2 separate regions of the Mus musculus genome follow, and region 1 is linked to region 2. A link is a loop called in an ENCODE intact Hi-C map of the cell type or tissue named here. Cell type or tissue: left cerebral cortex. All regions are shown on one strand.

Evidence for each region. A loop is a pair of places that touch in the nucleus more often than their neighbours do. Peaks named below come from ENCODE experiments on the same cell type or tissue, not always from the same donor. Only the 100,000 strongest peaks of a DNase experiment are listed, where the experiment ranks them.
Region 1: a loop joins it to region 2, with 4 times the contacts of the local background. A loop is called at or near these places in 2 of 42 quality-filtered maps.

Annotation. Positions count from the first base shown.
Region 1 is chr2:115,521,352-115,529,351 of GRCm38, forward strand. No RefSeq gene overlaps it. Among named protein-coding and RNA genes, the nearest start is that of 3110099E03Rik, 13 kb to the left of the region's middle. In left cerebral cortex, no CTCF peak of the experiment used is centred here; no DNase peak of the experiment used is centred here.
Region 2 is chr2:116,834,457-116,842,456 of GRCm38, forward strand. All of the region lies in intron 3 of Gm13990 (a long non-coding RNA gene), which reads right to left. Among named protein-coding and RNA genes, the nearest start is that of Gm13990, 40 kb to the right of the region's middle. In left cerebral cortex, a CTCF peak has its summit at 4,272 (motif pointing left); a DNase peak (open chromatin) is centred at 4,260.

The DNA.
Region 1 (8,000 bases), 1.3 Mb before region 2:
ACACACTTCTGACAGCGTGATACTGTGGGCGATATGGGATTTCTTTTTTCCTCAACAACAAAAGCTGAATTGACTATTTGACTCTATTAGAGTCAGTCCCCCCTAACCTTGGGCAGGTGTTGTAGCTCAGTGGGAAAATGACATTCCTTGGTATGCACTAGGCCCTGGGTTTGATCCTCAGCAGGGGCTGGGTAGCACCCCTCCATGAGATTATGTTTAGAACCACCCCCATTCATTGGAGAGGAGAATGAAATTGAAGTCAACCCTAGATTTACCCATAGGAAACCGTGTGCTGCTGTGTGCTGGGCAGACAGAATGAGGCTTCTCAGGGCATTTACCTGTACTTCCATGTGCAGTCATTCACACCGCGCTTTAATCTCCATAGGATGTTTCCTCTCTTAAGAGATTACAGTTTCTGTATGTAATAATTGCAGCCAAAAACACTTGACATGAGAAATTAAAATCATGAGGTCATTTCAATATTGACACTAACGTTGAAATATTAATTAGTTTAGGATCGTTAGAAAAGTACACTTAGCCCCATAACCACCGTAATCCAAGTTTCTCAAGCCATGGTCTTATGTTAAATACAGGCATGTAAATAAGAACCCAATAAGTAGCTCATTATCGTTTCTTCCTAGAAATAACATACAGTGGGGAAACACATTCAAACTCTTCTAATAAACCTTTGTCAGCACAACAAATGAGATCAAGTTCCATTTTCCTTCTTAAGCTCCTATTTTGAGATTATCTTCTTTTATAGAATCCATTCCATTCATTGGACAAATAAAAACATGAAAACTTAATTAATGTGTTAATCATATATTATATCATTTACCAGTATATATTGGGGAAATCAGAATTTATTGTATTTTAATGAATGGATCAGAAAATCAAATCAAAGTTTCAGAAATGAAGAACCTGGCAATTTTAGAAAAAAATACTATATTATACACGGGCACAATCTTTAAAAGTGGGTGTTAAATTGATGCCTAAAATGTACATTTTTCTTTAGTGTTTTGCCTTCTATTTGTGATATTGCAAAGTGTCACAGGATCGTTACTAATAGACATACCTCCAAAAGGCAAGAAAGTACTAAAATAGAAATTTAGACAGATTGACTCACATGCAAGCAAGGTTCAATGTCATGGGCCCAACATTAGATTGTAACAAAGGTACAATTATCAAGGGCTGTTTAATGTTAAAGGACAATAAATTAGAGATTTGAAACTAGAACGAAGTCAGGATTATAAAAATCAAGAACCAGGGCATAGGATAAGGTCAGGCAGAAGGAAGGGGAGGGCACTGGAAGGAGCAGTGTGTGAGGGGCACAGCCGTTGCCAACTGGACAACATTGCTTTCTCTATTATAGAACTCGTTCCTTTAACTCAGAACAGAGGTGGTCAGGAGAATCAACCATCTGTGGCAGGCTGAGCAACTTGTGTTGCCTGTCCTCCCCAGCCCTGTCATCTCGGTGAATATTATCACTCTGCTTTTTCAGATCATATGATACAAAAGCCCTCACCTACAGTCAAAGGGTATTAGAATACTTAAACTAGAATGGCAGATGAATCTGTATCTTATCCCTTGTCCCTTTCTTATGTGAGAAAGAATAACTGTATGAGGGAGCAGAGCATTACTATGTGTGTGTGATTGTGTGTGCGTGTGTGTTTGTGTGTGTGTGTGTGTGTGTGTGTGTGTGTGAGAGAGAGAGAGAGAGAGAGAGAGAGAGAGGAATAGACATGAACCATTTCTGTTGTTGATTTTCAAGTTTTCTATTAAAGTAGAAGATCTCCTTATTGATTAAGCACTGTCAAAAGTAATAGAAAAACATTAACAATGTCCAAACACAAGATTGCTGGATCTGCTTTGTTACATATTGTATGTTGTGTACTGTGTGTTATGTAAAGTCTAGATAGGCTCATTCATAGTAAATTGCTGGTAACAGCCACTGCTCTCACTCTTGCAGGGACTATTCATGTTTCAATCATCTTTATTCTCCATCCCGAAGATACATCGACTCCTGCTAATTCCTTTACCCACTATATTATGTTCTTGAGGCACTTTGGCTTACTCTTTAAGATACATATATATGTTCTCATAAATACATAATTATAGATAAAATATACACTTAAATTTCCTACTCAAGTCATAGCTTCCAAATTATAAATTGCTAACATTTGCATTTGTCCTTTAGTTGAACAAAATGAAAGTTATGGGACCATCTAGATCTACCTTTCACTACTTCCCTCATAGAGGTAGGATATGCTTTTTGAATAAAGTTGGCCATGCCAATAATTCTAATTCATGATAGAATATTATTCTTCAACTTGTACATCTGGCAGAGTGTTTGGAGGAAGATATAGGTTACAAAACCAGAAAAGGGTGAGGAAAGGGAAAAGGGGGTCTTAAGAAGGGTTAGGGAAGAGAAAACAACAGAGTACCAGGCCTTGTGTGTGTGTGTGTGTGTGTGTGAGAGAGAGAGAGAGAGAGAGAGAGAGAGAGAGAGAGAGAGAGAGAGAGAGAGAGGAAAGCAGGAGGCTTGTGGGAGAATAGAAAGAGAACCAGCTGGAAGGTCAGGGGAGTGGGGAGGGAACTGAATAGGGAAAGAGGATCACCAAAAACAAAGTATATATGAAAAATCCCATAATAAAGCCCACTGCTTTATGATAAATATTAATTTAAACATTACATTGGGATAAGCAATCAGTAATAGACAATGCCATGCTGCCTCCCAGATGGGCCTGTATGTCTCCATTTATTACTGTATCATTCACAGAAGCTAAGATTAGACCTCTCAGAGGCCCATGAATGAACAGATGAGTAAGGAAAACGTGGTACGCAGTCACAATGGGGTTTTATTTGGTTGCAAAGAAAAATAAAATTATGACATATGCAGGAAAATGAATGACAGTAGTTTGTTTCAAAAATATGACAGTCTCAGAAACACAAATATTGCATATTTTCTCTCATATGTATAACAGAACCTCAAACATATTGTATATATAAAGAGAAAGAGAGAGCATGAAGTAGAAGAAAAAATTTAATGAGGGGACAGGTAAATTACATTTTCCTTTATAATAAATATATATATATACACACACATATATATACACACACATATATACACATCTATATATGTGTGTGTGTGATATTTCATGAAAGCAGAAAAAGGACTCTATACAGCAGAGTTATTGAAAGAGAAACTAATATGAGCAAAATATAAAAAATACAAGTATATATATGCACATATATATGAGTCTGTCTAATGAAAGCCATTTTTACACTAAAAAATGTCTTAAATTTTATAAGAATAGCATCCATGTTATATGTGTTTGGAATTCAGTTTTATACATCTCCTTTAACACTAGCAAAGTAAAGTCAGGACAAGCTATCAGTGTTTGAGAACATCCAAAACCATGTTGAACTGTAAGCAGTAATTGTTACTACCCAACCTACGGCCCCTTATGTGTGCTCAATAGCCTCCTCCCGCAACACAAAACCTGTCGACTCTCAGTTTCCCCTGATTCTCCCATCTGTATTCTAGTAACTGTATTAAACAATGAAATAATGAAGTCAGATGACATTAATCTTTCTATTAAAAAGCTGAACTGAATTTGCAAGTGTGTTGGAAATTCAGTATCTGAGAAGGCCCTATGAAAAACAATTTGCATCTTGCCAAAGTGTTTGTCCAACATTTTATTCACTCTCACTCCCCAGTTCATATTTCCAGTCTCCACACCTATAACTGCCTTGTTCTCTAGCTGTCCCCTTTTTGGGCTCCATATGTTTCCAAGGACATATGATGTTTCCAAGGACAAATCAGATATTTCCCCTTTGCTCAGAAATCACCACAGATGTGAGCATTTCTCAGTCTTACCCAGCCTGCTCATGCGGTGTCGTGTGCATAGACCGTTTTCTTCCTAGACCATTTCCCTGCCTCACCAACCCCCAACCTTAGAGTCTTTGAAAATGTTGATCCTTTACTAGTTCCTCACCCTTTCCTTAGGTCTGTGCCCTCTAAGGATTATGTCAGAAGTGCCACCTTAGGCTCTTGCTAAAATGCAGGCTCTGGTTTAGCTGGTCCAGGCTGGGGCTGAAGACTCTGTACCTCCAGGAAGCTAGTGCCACGAGATCTATGTTTAGCCTTTTAGCTTCAGCTCTAGCTCCACTTGTTTGGGGATGCTCTTCAGGATTCCAAGTCTAGACCACTTTCTTTTGACACATGCTCTCATAAATCTGCTTTTCTTTCCTTATTCATCATAATAATCCAGAACGCATAATACTACTAACTACAGACTAATAAAGATTCAATGGCTATTTCATCTCTTATTACACACTCCATAAAAACAAAGAGCAATTTTACTTATCACTGAGTCCTCAAGATACCAGGACCATAAGACATAGTTGATACATTTCTGGGAAAAAAATGGCTCAGTGGTCATATAATGCTTTTGCAGGAGACCTGAGTTCAATTCCTAGCACCTATGCTGGGTGGTTCACAACTGATTGCAACTCCAGGTCCTGGGTTATCTGATGCTTCTGGTATCATGGTTATGTCTGCACTTAACATGCACATACTACTCATATATACATACAGACATACACATAACTAAAATTAAATGAATAATTACTAAATGGATTAGGGCTAGAAGGGTAGACATGTGTTGTAAATCGTTGATATTTGAAATGGAGTGTCTGAAGCTTTTTGGTGAAATGAGAGCCAAGTAGCCTATCACTTCCTTTCTTGTTTGTTTGTTTTCCTTGTCAATTAGAAAATTTCCAAATGTACCTTCTATAGTAGTAATTAATACCAATCTTTTGGTTTTCAATTTTAATAACCTTGCTTCCATTTTTCTACTGTGACTCTGTTGTATCCTGTCTTTAACTGTCTAATCCATTGATGTTTTATGGGGAAATGGTTTTACTTTGATAGCTGTAAATAAGACACACCAAGTACATTTGCAGTTATTAGCTATAGATACAAAACATGGACTCTGGAATTTCACGGATGATATCTGATTCCGACCTTCATGAATTAATGTAAGTACAGCCTTAGAAAAGTAGCTTTCACCTTGTATTTAATGAGGCTATAAGGTTTAAATTAAATGCCTTTAAAAACAATATTGGACCTCCACATTGTAAAAACTCAAAAAGTTTCAATTTTCTTATTGTTTTTATTACTAATGAATACAAGTAGTTAATAAAACTTGTTTCATATGGCCTTGCCATTTATTTAGACGATAGAGACTATAGATTCATAGTACTCCACTAGCTAAGACTTTTAAAACATTACTCAAGTAGGCTCAAAATTGAAGCATACTATGAGTGAATCTTAAAAAAAAAAAAAAAAAAAACCTCTACATAATATTGACTTATATTCAAATCACACTACTCACAGTGTAACTGATTGATTTGCAAAAGGCATAAAGCCAGCCAGTGGAAGTAAAAAGTCCACCATCGGCATAAAATCCAAAACTAATTACTATTTCAATAATTTTGATTCCCCAATAATGTCCTAATAGTCAACATTAAATATCAAGATATCGAGAAAAAGGTTTGAAACACTGATTGTACATTTTATAGAAGAATAAATAAAGTTGGGCAATTTATATTGAAGGCACTTGTCGGCAACCAACCAAAGATGCTATAAAAACATCCTCCAACTCTGAAAGACTGGGAGTAGGGCCCTTAGCAAAGCTTCTATTCAAAGCATACTCAGTGTGCTGGTTCACTCCGTGTAAAAAGCACTTAAGTTTAAAGGCAGCTTAGAGTTAATTGATGATCAACATAAAATATAACAACAAGACAAAATCCGGCATTTAAAAAGAGGGGGCCTTACTGTCTACAAGCAGGGGCCTGGCAGGTACTACCTAGATCGATGGTATAAAGACAGAACAGGATAGATCCTCGTCACACAGTCTTTGGCTGATCGCAGAGGAGACTTTTTAAAATATGAGAGAGAACAAAAAAAAGGGGGGGTGGGATTAGAAAATAGGTTTTCCCTCTGAGCAAAAGTTAATCTCAGCAGCCCAGTAGGGTTTTATGTATGTTTTCATTGCAGTCAGATTAGATGAAAAAGAAACAAATCATTTCTAAGGAAAAGCTTGAAGTAGCCAGAATTTCTCCTGTTACATGTTCCACTTGATGCTTTCAGCTTTATATCTGTTTCTCACAAGTCTTCAAACAGGAAGAGAGAAAAAAAATTAAGGGAGAGAACATAATGATTTGAGTCAGAGAGTGTGTCATGCTTCTATTCAAAATTAAAATTCAGAGTATCTAGGATCATAAATGAAGAGGTGGCAACGCCTCTTTTTGCCCTACAAGAAACTTGAACTGACTTTTACTTACCTCAACGAAAAGCACCTCAACTCAGTAAGCCTTCGGGTGAGTTCAAATCCTCTCTCTTGCTGTCCCCTTTCCCAGCAGAGCCTCTGCAGCCAGTCTTTGGTGGAATAACCAAAGCTCTCCTTTCATTCAGTTTTGAGATTTCCAGGCTGTGCACGAACCTGTTCTTCTAAAGCTCAATTCCATTCGAATCAGGAGAAGAGGACAAGTTCTCTCTTGTGGGATGAGGTTTTAAAAGCATGCATGCTGCGTTTACAAATGTACAGATTCCTGCAAATCAGAAGAATTCCATACAAAAGAAAATTCTTCCATGAAAAGAGAAAAGAAAAAAAAAAACAGTTAATTTCTGGTGTAAGGAAAAATGACATTCCACCCTCCAAAATGTGCCAAGCTGAGGGAAAATGAAACACAACATTCTAAAGGCTGAAGTGTAAGAAAACCCTCTGTCTTGAAGACATCCAAATCTCTCTCGTTTGAACTATTTACACCATATGCGTCCCAATAAGGCTCCTTTCTGATTAAATAATGACAAGTAAGTGGAACCAAAGAGGGCTTCAAAGACCCTTGAATCTTTACACAGCTTTTTGTAATTTCGTAAGTGTGAAATTTAGCTATCATTATACAAATGTTCTAAAGCATAATTTTCTTGGTCTGTAAAATGTGTCTAGGAACATGATGTTGTACTCATGGTAGGCACTGGAAAAAATAGGGGCGAATAAATTAATAACAAATGAATGTTTAGGAAAGCGATGCTAATGACATATGTGTATCTTTTAAATTTTAAAGCACAAATAAATATATGTATATATGTTTAATTTATATATTTGTGGACTTAGGGTGGACAACTGTCGTCTTAGGCCAAGAGTTAACCAAGTAGCTTAGGTGGCATGCAAGAATTTACAGTGCTGGCTACACGTGTGTGGAGCACACAAAGGGGAGAAATTGGACAATTGCTAAGAATCTCAATTGCCTGGCATGCTGTGGGAAAATATTTCTAACAAAATGTTAAGTATAAAAGGCTGGAGAAATGTAAAATAGGAAATCTTTCATTCTAATATGAAACTATACCAGATTAAAGTGGGGGAAAGTCATAGTGGACAGGGTCCTTTTAATTTTGATGAAAGTGAGCATATGCAATTCTATGTGTATGACTGTGTATGCATTCATGTATGTGCACATATGTACAAGGATGTTCATGCACATGTGTGCTCCGGCATGTGGAGACGAGAGGTCAACACTGAGTGTCCTCCTCTACTGCTTTCCACCTTATTTTTGAAGCAAGGCTTCTCAGTGAACTTGGAGCTCACTGATTTGTCTAAGCTGGCTTAGCAGTGAGCTCAGTAGCCCGTTTGTCTCCATCTCCCCCCCCAAGCCCAGCATTATGATTACAGGTGCGTACATTCACATCATTTTTTTTACAGGTACTAGAAACATGAAATTATGTCCACATCCTTGCACATTGTATGGGTGCCATAACATAATAATGTTATTTACAATGTTTGCAACATTCTAAGACTAATAATATGACTATTCAAAAGAAGCCAGATGAGCTGTTTGGCAATTCAAGAGTCTCAAGGCAGACACTTCCTTCACCTCTGAAGATTTAAGGGTGGTATTGGTTGACATCTTCATGAGATTATTTTGAGTTCATC
Region 2 (8,000 bases):
ACAGGATGTCCTACTCCTGTGTCTTGAATCGTACCCCATATGCCATATCAGAGTCTAAAGCTTAACGTTGAGGTCTTTAATTCATTTGAGGTTGATTGTTGTTGAGCAATCTAAGTTTGTTCTTTGGCATGTAGATATCCAGTTTTCCCAGTACCTTTTGTTTAATATGTTATCCCCTCTATGTGTTTTCTGCATCTTTCACAAAAAATCAGGTGACAGTAATTTCATGGAATTAAATACAATGATTTACATGTCTTCTTTTGTGCCAGTGGCATGCTGTTCTTATTACTATAGCCCTATAGTATAACTTTAGATTGGGTGTGGTAATGCTTCCAGCATTACGCCCTTTGCTCAGGATTCCCTTGACTACACAGTGTCGTTTATACTTCCATATAAACTTTAAGGTTGTTTCTTGTGTTTCTGTAAAGAACAGCATGAAACTTTTGACTGGGATTACATTAAGTATGGAAATTAGCTCAATAATCATGAGTTATGCCCCTAGTATGAATAATTAATTATTCTATCTATCTCATAGTATGATTTCAGGTGTGATCATCTTCCAAGGGGTGGTTTCTTGCTCAGAAAAATTGGTGTGGCCCTAACTAGAATGTTAGGACTACACCCAGAACAGAGATTTATTCTCTTGACAAGAAAGAATTTTTTTCTCAACAGGCCTTCATGGCTACTTTAACATTCTATCTCCTTAAAAACCCACAATCTCTTAAGAACCCAACTAAGTGGAATACAAGTTTTCAAAGTATAGCCTTATGATTTTTCTGAATTTCCTTGTTATCTGTTGTGATGTCTCTTATTTGTCTCTAATCTTGTTAATTTGGGCTGTCTGCCTTTCTTCTGGTTAACTATCTTTTCAAAGAACAAACTATTGATTCTTTGTATTAGTTTTTAAAGTTGGCTTCCACTTCATTGAGCTCTGCTTTGGTTTTGATTATTTCTTCCAATCTACAGCTTTTAGACTTTGTTTTTGTTTTTCCAAAATCTTGGGGGACACCATTAAGTTATTTGTTTGTGGTCTTTCTTATTATTTAGTGTAGGCACTTAGAGGTATAATTTTGCCTCTTGGGACTGCCATCATTGTTTCCAAGAGATTTGTGCATGTTGTGTCTTCATTTTCATTTAACTCTAGCAGTTGTTATTTCCTTCTTGATTTCTTCAATGAGACATTCTTCATTCACTAGAGTTTTGTTTGATCTCAGTGAGTTTGTTTATGAGACATTCTTCATTCACTAGAGTTTTATTTGATCTCAGTGAGCTTGTTTATGTTGTGGCTTTTTTTTTTTTCTTCTGTGAACCCAAGCTTCATTCTAGTGTGGTCAGGAAGAATACATGTAGTAATTTCAGTTTTCGTAAATTTGTTGAGGTTTGCTTTGTGTTCTAGTATGTGGTCCATTTTAGAGACACTTTCATGGGAAACTGAAAAGAATGTGCATTCTGTAACTGTAGAGTGGAATATATATTCTGTAGATGCTTCCCAGGGCCTCTTGGTTAATAATAACCACTTCACTCTGATATTTCTTTGATTTTTGTTTGTTTGTTTGTTTGTTATTTTATTTGTTTGTTTGCTTGTTTGTTTTGTCTAGATGGTATGCCCATTGGGGAAAGTGGAGTCTTTAAACCACCCACAATTACTGTATTGGGTTAATCTGTGGCTTACTCTCTATTAATATTTGTTTTTACGGGATTGGATGCTCCTGAGTTTGATATGTGTATGTTGAGAATTGTATGTTTTCTTGGAGGGTCCTTAACAATGGAAGAAACAGAAAGTCTACTTATCCTATGAGACACTGCAGTACAATGAACACAGAGTCAGAAGAACTAGACGCTCTTTGTCAGTTATTGGCAGTATAGTCATACACTGACTTTCCCAGCAAAGTCTTATTTGTGCCGTTGATCTGGCATACTAAATGATGCTTGCATTTACTCTCAAAACTATTCACACTGAGGATCAAATTATAGGGTCCCCTGGTAATATCTAACCTTAAAATTCCATTTTAGGTTGGTGAAGCCCTGTTTCCTCAATTACAGATCTGAGGACAAAACTATGAGAATATACACTGAGTTTCATAAGCATTCTATATATGTTAGGCATTGTTATCATTATATTATCAGAAATGTGAGTCAATAAAGTGTCAGCTACTAAAGTGTTCTTTCTTTTCAAACAGCATTGCTCACTTTTTTTTTTTTTTAGATTTATTTATTCTTTTTAAATTAGGTATTTTCCTCATTTACATTTTCAATGCTATCCCAAAGGTCCCCCATACCCACCCACCCCCAATCCCCTACCCACCCACTCCCCCTTTTTGGCCCTGGCGTTCCCCTGTACTGGGGCATATAAAGTTTGCAAGTCCAATGGGCCTCTCTTTGCAGTGATGGCCGACTAGGCCATCTTTTGATACATATGCAGCTAAAGACAAGAGCTCCCGGGTACTGGTTAGTTCATATTGTTGTTCCACCTATAGGGTTGCAGTTCCCTATAGCTCCTTGGGTAATTTCTCTAGCTCCTCCATTAGGGGCCGTGTGACCCATCCAATAGCTGACTGTGATCATCCACTTCTGTGTTTGCTAGGCCCCGGCATAGTCTCACAAGAGAGAGCTATAACTGGGTCCTTTCAGCGAAATCTTGCTAGTGTATGCAATGGTGTCAGCATTTGGAAGCTGATTATGGGATGGATCCCTGCATATGGCAGTCACTAGATGGTCCATCCTTTCGTCACAGCTCCAAATTTTGTCTCTGTAACTCCTTCTATGGGTGTTTTGTTCCCATTTCTAAGAAAGGGTAAAGTGTCCACACTTCGTTCTTCTTGAATTTCATGCGTTTGGCAATTTGTATCTTATATCTTGGGTATCCTAAGTTTCTGGGCTAATATCCACTTATCAGTGAGTACATATTGTGCAAGTTCCTTTGTGATTGGGTTACTTCACTCAGGATGATACCCTCCAGGTCCATCCATTTGCCTAGGAATTTCATAAATTCATTTTTTTAATAGCTGAGTAGTATTCCATTGTGTAAATGTACCACATTTTCTGTATCCATTCCTCTGTTGAGGGGCATCTGGGTTCTTTCCAGCTTCTGGCTATTATAAACAAGGCTGCTATGAACATAGTGGAGCATGTGTTCTTCTTACCGGTTGGGACATCTTCTGGATATATGCCCAGGAGAGGTATTGCGGGATCCTCCGGTAGTACTATGTCCAATTTTCTATTGTTGGTGGGATTGCAAGCTTGTACAACCACTCTGGAAATCAGTCTGGCAGTTCCTCAGAAAATTGCTCACTTTTTACTTCTTTCATTCATTAAACCGATGTTTGAGAGACTATGGCTGTGTGTCAGAGGCTGTGCTTAGCACGGGGGACTAAGATGAATGAGACAAAATGCCATTAGAAAAGGCTGAAAGACCAGTTCTGTTTTGGATGTGTAACTGGAAGATGACTAAGAGGCAGAAAAGCAGAGCTCACAGATCATCGCACAACTCAATTTGGTTGGAGGCTAAAGCTCCCACAGCCTAGCTTTCACCAGACTGGCCACTTCATTGTTTTGTCTTTACAGGATTAGTAGCAATTCTTAGGGAGTCCTTGATCTTACCTCAGATCTCTCCTAGTCCTTCCTGGCCCCTACGCAGGATTGCCCTTAAAGGCAAAACAAAATAGTAAGCCTAATCCTTGCAATCACTTGGTGCTGGTCAGTCATGTTTATACAAGTCCCACAAACCAACCTCCAGGATGTCACTTTAAAGCTTAATGGCCCTATCTTCGGAACTTTATACGAGCTGCCACAGTCCATAGACTTCAAAACAATACAACATCCTCAACTAAGAGACAGGAAAGGGACATTGATGGGAACCAAAGGAAAGAGAAAATCCTCTCCCAGTCAAACGTCCAAACAAATCACAGCAGAGCCGAGTTTTGGCAAAGGGTCTCACAGGGGTACATTTTCAGGGTGAGCATAAATATCATTCCTTTCTCTGCTGAGTTTTTCTTTGTCCATCAAAACAGCAGCTCCTCTTCACATTAAAATATTGATTTTAAACAAATCCACCAGGAAACAAAAATAAGAATTTGCTAATATTAGGTCCACACATACCAATGTGAACACAAGTCTTTAGTTAGAAAAGACCAGAGAGGACTACATCCAAGCCCTGTTTAACTGCACCTAACTTCTCTATGGAAGTTGGAAAGGACCTGGACAAACCTCAGCCAAACGCCTGCTCCAATGCCCTCCAACAGAAATCAGAAAGCTCCAAGTGCCCTCTTTTGGTCAGCATAGCAAACTGCAAGCTCCTTCTATTGTAGGTGGAGCCCTCTTGGAAAAAAAAGGAATGTGTTTACAACAAAGCCCTTTGCTTAAGAGCAAACCACAGCGATGACCAGACAAATGGAAGTTGCCTCTAGTCAAAGCACTCCCGCTTTCTGAAAGCCTCATTAAATGAGTTTCATTATACATCTCTCATGCCCAGTTGGCAACAAGGCTCATTCTTAAGCCTCCCAAGCAGAACACTGGATTTTAATAGCCTTTCGTCTGAAAGCACATGAAGCTCTGTCTTAGAAGCTGCCTCCAAGGGCAGGTTGTGGCCACTAGTTATTGTTCTCTCCTCTCTGCATTTAGCGTGGACTTCATTCCTTCCCGTGCTGTGGTTAGCTATTCCGGAACTCTTGTTCAGTCTCATGTACCTTCTTTGTAACCCACCACAGGACCTACTTGTGGCAAGGGCTCTATAGCGACTGAAAGAACATGAGATGCCAAAGAAGTCATTTGAAATATCCTCCTCTATCGTCTTAGGATTGCTCGTCTTCTTTCCGTCTGTTTTGTTCCGATTCGCTGGTAAGCTTTTCAGGCTTCCTTGGTAGGATCTCTCCACTTTAAGAATGGCAAGAAGAATTGGATAGGGTAGCATGCACTTTTCAACGTCAAGGACAAAGCTGAAACCCCTTTTTGCTACATCTTAATTAGGTTTCGGTTGCCATGATAAACACAAAGACCAGAGGCAACTTGGGGAGAAAAGAGTTTATTTTCCTAGTACATAGTATACTCTGTCATGGAGGGACAGAGCAGGGACTCAGGCAGGCACCAGAGAATGCCTCATGCTGCTTACTGGCCCGCACTCCACGGCTTGCTTGGCTTGTATACTATACAACCTGGGACCACCTACCCAAGGGTGCCACTTTCCAAAGTGGGCTGGGGCCTCCAATGTCAATCTTTGATCAAGAAAATGCTCCACCTTTGTCTAGGACTCTGCTGTCTGCATTTGGACCCTGTCCTCTGTCTGATTACCTTGTCTAGCCTCAATAGGAGAGGGGGGTGCCTAGTCTTACTGCAATTCAATACGTCATGCATGGTTTTATCCATAGGAGGCCTGCCCTTTCCTGAAGAAAAATGGAGGTAGAAGAGGTTGGGCAGGTGGAGCTGGGAGGAAAGAAGGGAGGAGAAACTGAGGTCAAGATGTATAATTAATTAATTAAAAGAAATGCAAACTTTTTGGGGAAATTAATAAATGTGTATATGAATCTGCTGAGAGAGAGAGATCCACAAACTTATCCACATGTCAATCTGATTGTGGCATTTTTCTCAACTGACATTCCTCTTCCCAGATCAACTTGTGACCAGTTGACAAAAGCCAACCAGGACAGCTAGGTTTCTGCCTTAAGGAATAAATAATTAGCAGTAGATACACAGTTGTGACCCTCAACCTTCTACCACATCAAAGAGCTATGCAGTGGTTTCTGTTCAGGTAACAAATTCAAAATCCACTAAGACAAAACTAAATACAAGATTGTCGTTTATCTGCTGCCTTCGAGAGGCAGCCTGGAGCCACTTTAACATATCTTGAGCGGTATTCCTAAATTAAATATTGTGATGCCTGGCTATCAGTTTTACGATTCCAGCTACTGATGCGCTGCAAACGCACAGTAACATCTCTTAAGTGTGGCACAGTCTTCAGACATTATGCCATGTCTTTCCTGAGAGTTTCTGAAATCATAGAGTGGAGGGAGCACACCACACAGCCTGGGAGGTCTACCCAAATAGCCATATTACGTAGTATTGGCAGTTTACACTTTATTGGTGATTCCTGATAGAGGGTTGAAGATTTACTGGACGTGATTGGATTAGATAGTGTCACTCTCTGCCATGTGTTGGCCCCTAATGAACATGTCAAATGTAGGTAGGACACCTTACTCACTACTGGACTGAAGAAAAGGCTGGCAAAGCAATTGGCAGAACTAAAAACTATAGACCTGGTGCTTGCTATTTTTTTCATCACTGTGGGTAAGTCCCTGACAGGAATCACTTAAGAGAGGAAAGACTTGTTTTCACCTCACAGTTTCAAGGGATTTCAGTCCATCATGCTGAGAGGAGGATGTGTGGGGGAGCAGTTCAGTCTGCATGGGTGAGAGCCCAAGGCAGTATTTCTCACAGGAAGCAGAGAAAGCTAGATCCGAACCAAGCTTGGGCTAAACTTTCAAGTGCCTGTCCAGCACCTAGTTCTTAAAGGTTCCCCAGCCTTCCAAAGCAATGTCACCAATTAGAGTATTCAAACACATGAGCCTGTACAGGAAATTTTACATTGAAATCATTACTTTTGCATTCGTCTTCATGGGCCCAGGTCCATCTCATGGTGCAAAAATGCATTCCGTGCAACTTCAAGAGTCCTCATAGTTTTAATGGCCCCAATAATGGTAAAAGATAGTTTTTACCGAGACTTGAAACAAACTCTTAACCAAGAGCTCCTGTAAAAAATAGATAAGTAAAGTCTCTCGTCTTTCCAATATGCAATGGAAAAGAGTAAAAATGGAGGCTAGAAAGGAAAGATCAGACCAGAATCCAGCAGGGCAAACACTCAACCCTGCATCTCCATGTCTAGATCCCTAAGCGTATGGTGACATGTGGGTCATCCCAGGAGGAGCCAGCCTTGCCTATGCTGCCATATGCAGCAAACATGGCCTCTCTTTTGAGCGGCTGCTTTTCTGTGGTGCATGTTTCAGGCTATGCGTAGCCCCGAGCATCTGAGGTTGCCACTGTGACTTAGTCTTCATCTTCACAGAGTCACACAGTATATCCCCAAGAGAGGACATAAGAAGAGTATGACTATGCTATGTATTGCTTGGCTACACAAGAATTTTTTTTTACCCTGGCACCTCAGTATAAGCCTCCATGAACCCACAACTCTAGCTGTCAGCAAAGACTGCAGTGTCAGTATTGAGTGAATAGCAGCAGACTTTCCCTGCCAGCTCAAGCTGTAGCTGGGCCCCCTTGGACGTGACATCAGTGTTGTCTGGGTATCTGGATCCCCGGGCAGCCCTGTTGGAGCAGAGAGCCCATGATGCTTTGTGATCTTAGACACACTCTTTTAAAAGAAAACATTTTTAAAAGGGATTTGCCTTTTTAAAACTAGAGCCTTCCACAAGTGGGGTCTAGCCCTTTAGACATCTTTGCTATCATCCTAACACCAAGTTCAGCATTTCTCTGAGACGGCACATCTGCCTAGTCTGTTGCTTTAATGAGTTAATCCTTCTTTCCTTAGTAAAGTATATATTTGTCATATCTTCATGCTTTAGTTTCTTCCTATAAATCTGGCTAAAAGTTGTGAGTAATAACCATTCTACAGCCTAAAATTTCCTGTTTCAAATAAATTAATCTGTTACTTTTGAATTCAGTCTCACTCTGATTTTCAGAACATGAGAAAATGTAGCCATTTTTTACCGTAACATAACACGAATGGTGTCTAATACAATTCTTATTCCTGTGCTCCCATTTGAAACTCATGCTCTGATCCACCTTGTCCACATTTCTATCTACATTCTTATCTCCCAAACTTCCACCAGAATGACCCACTCACCTCTGTTGTTCTGACCAATGATGTCTAAACTCCATATTCTTTCTGGACACTGGCTTCAGAGTACTAAGAGTCAACCATGTGATCAGAATTACTACAGCAACAGTCCAACTTCTAAATAGTTGCTTTCTCTTATCACTAGGTCTAACAAGAT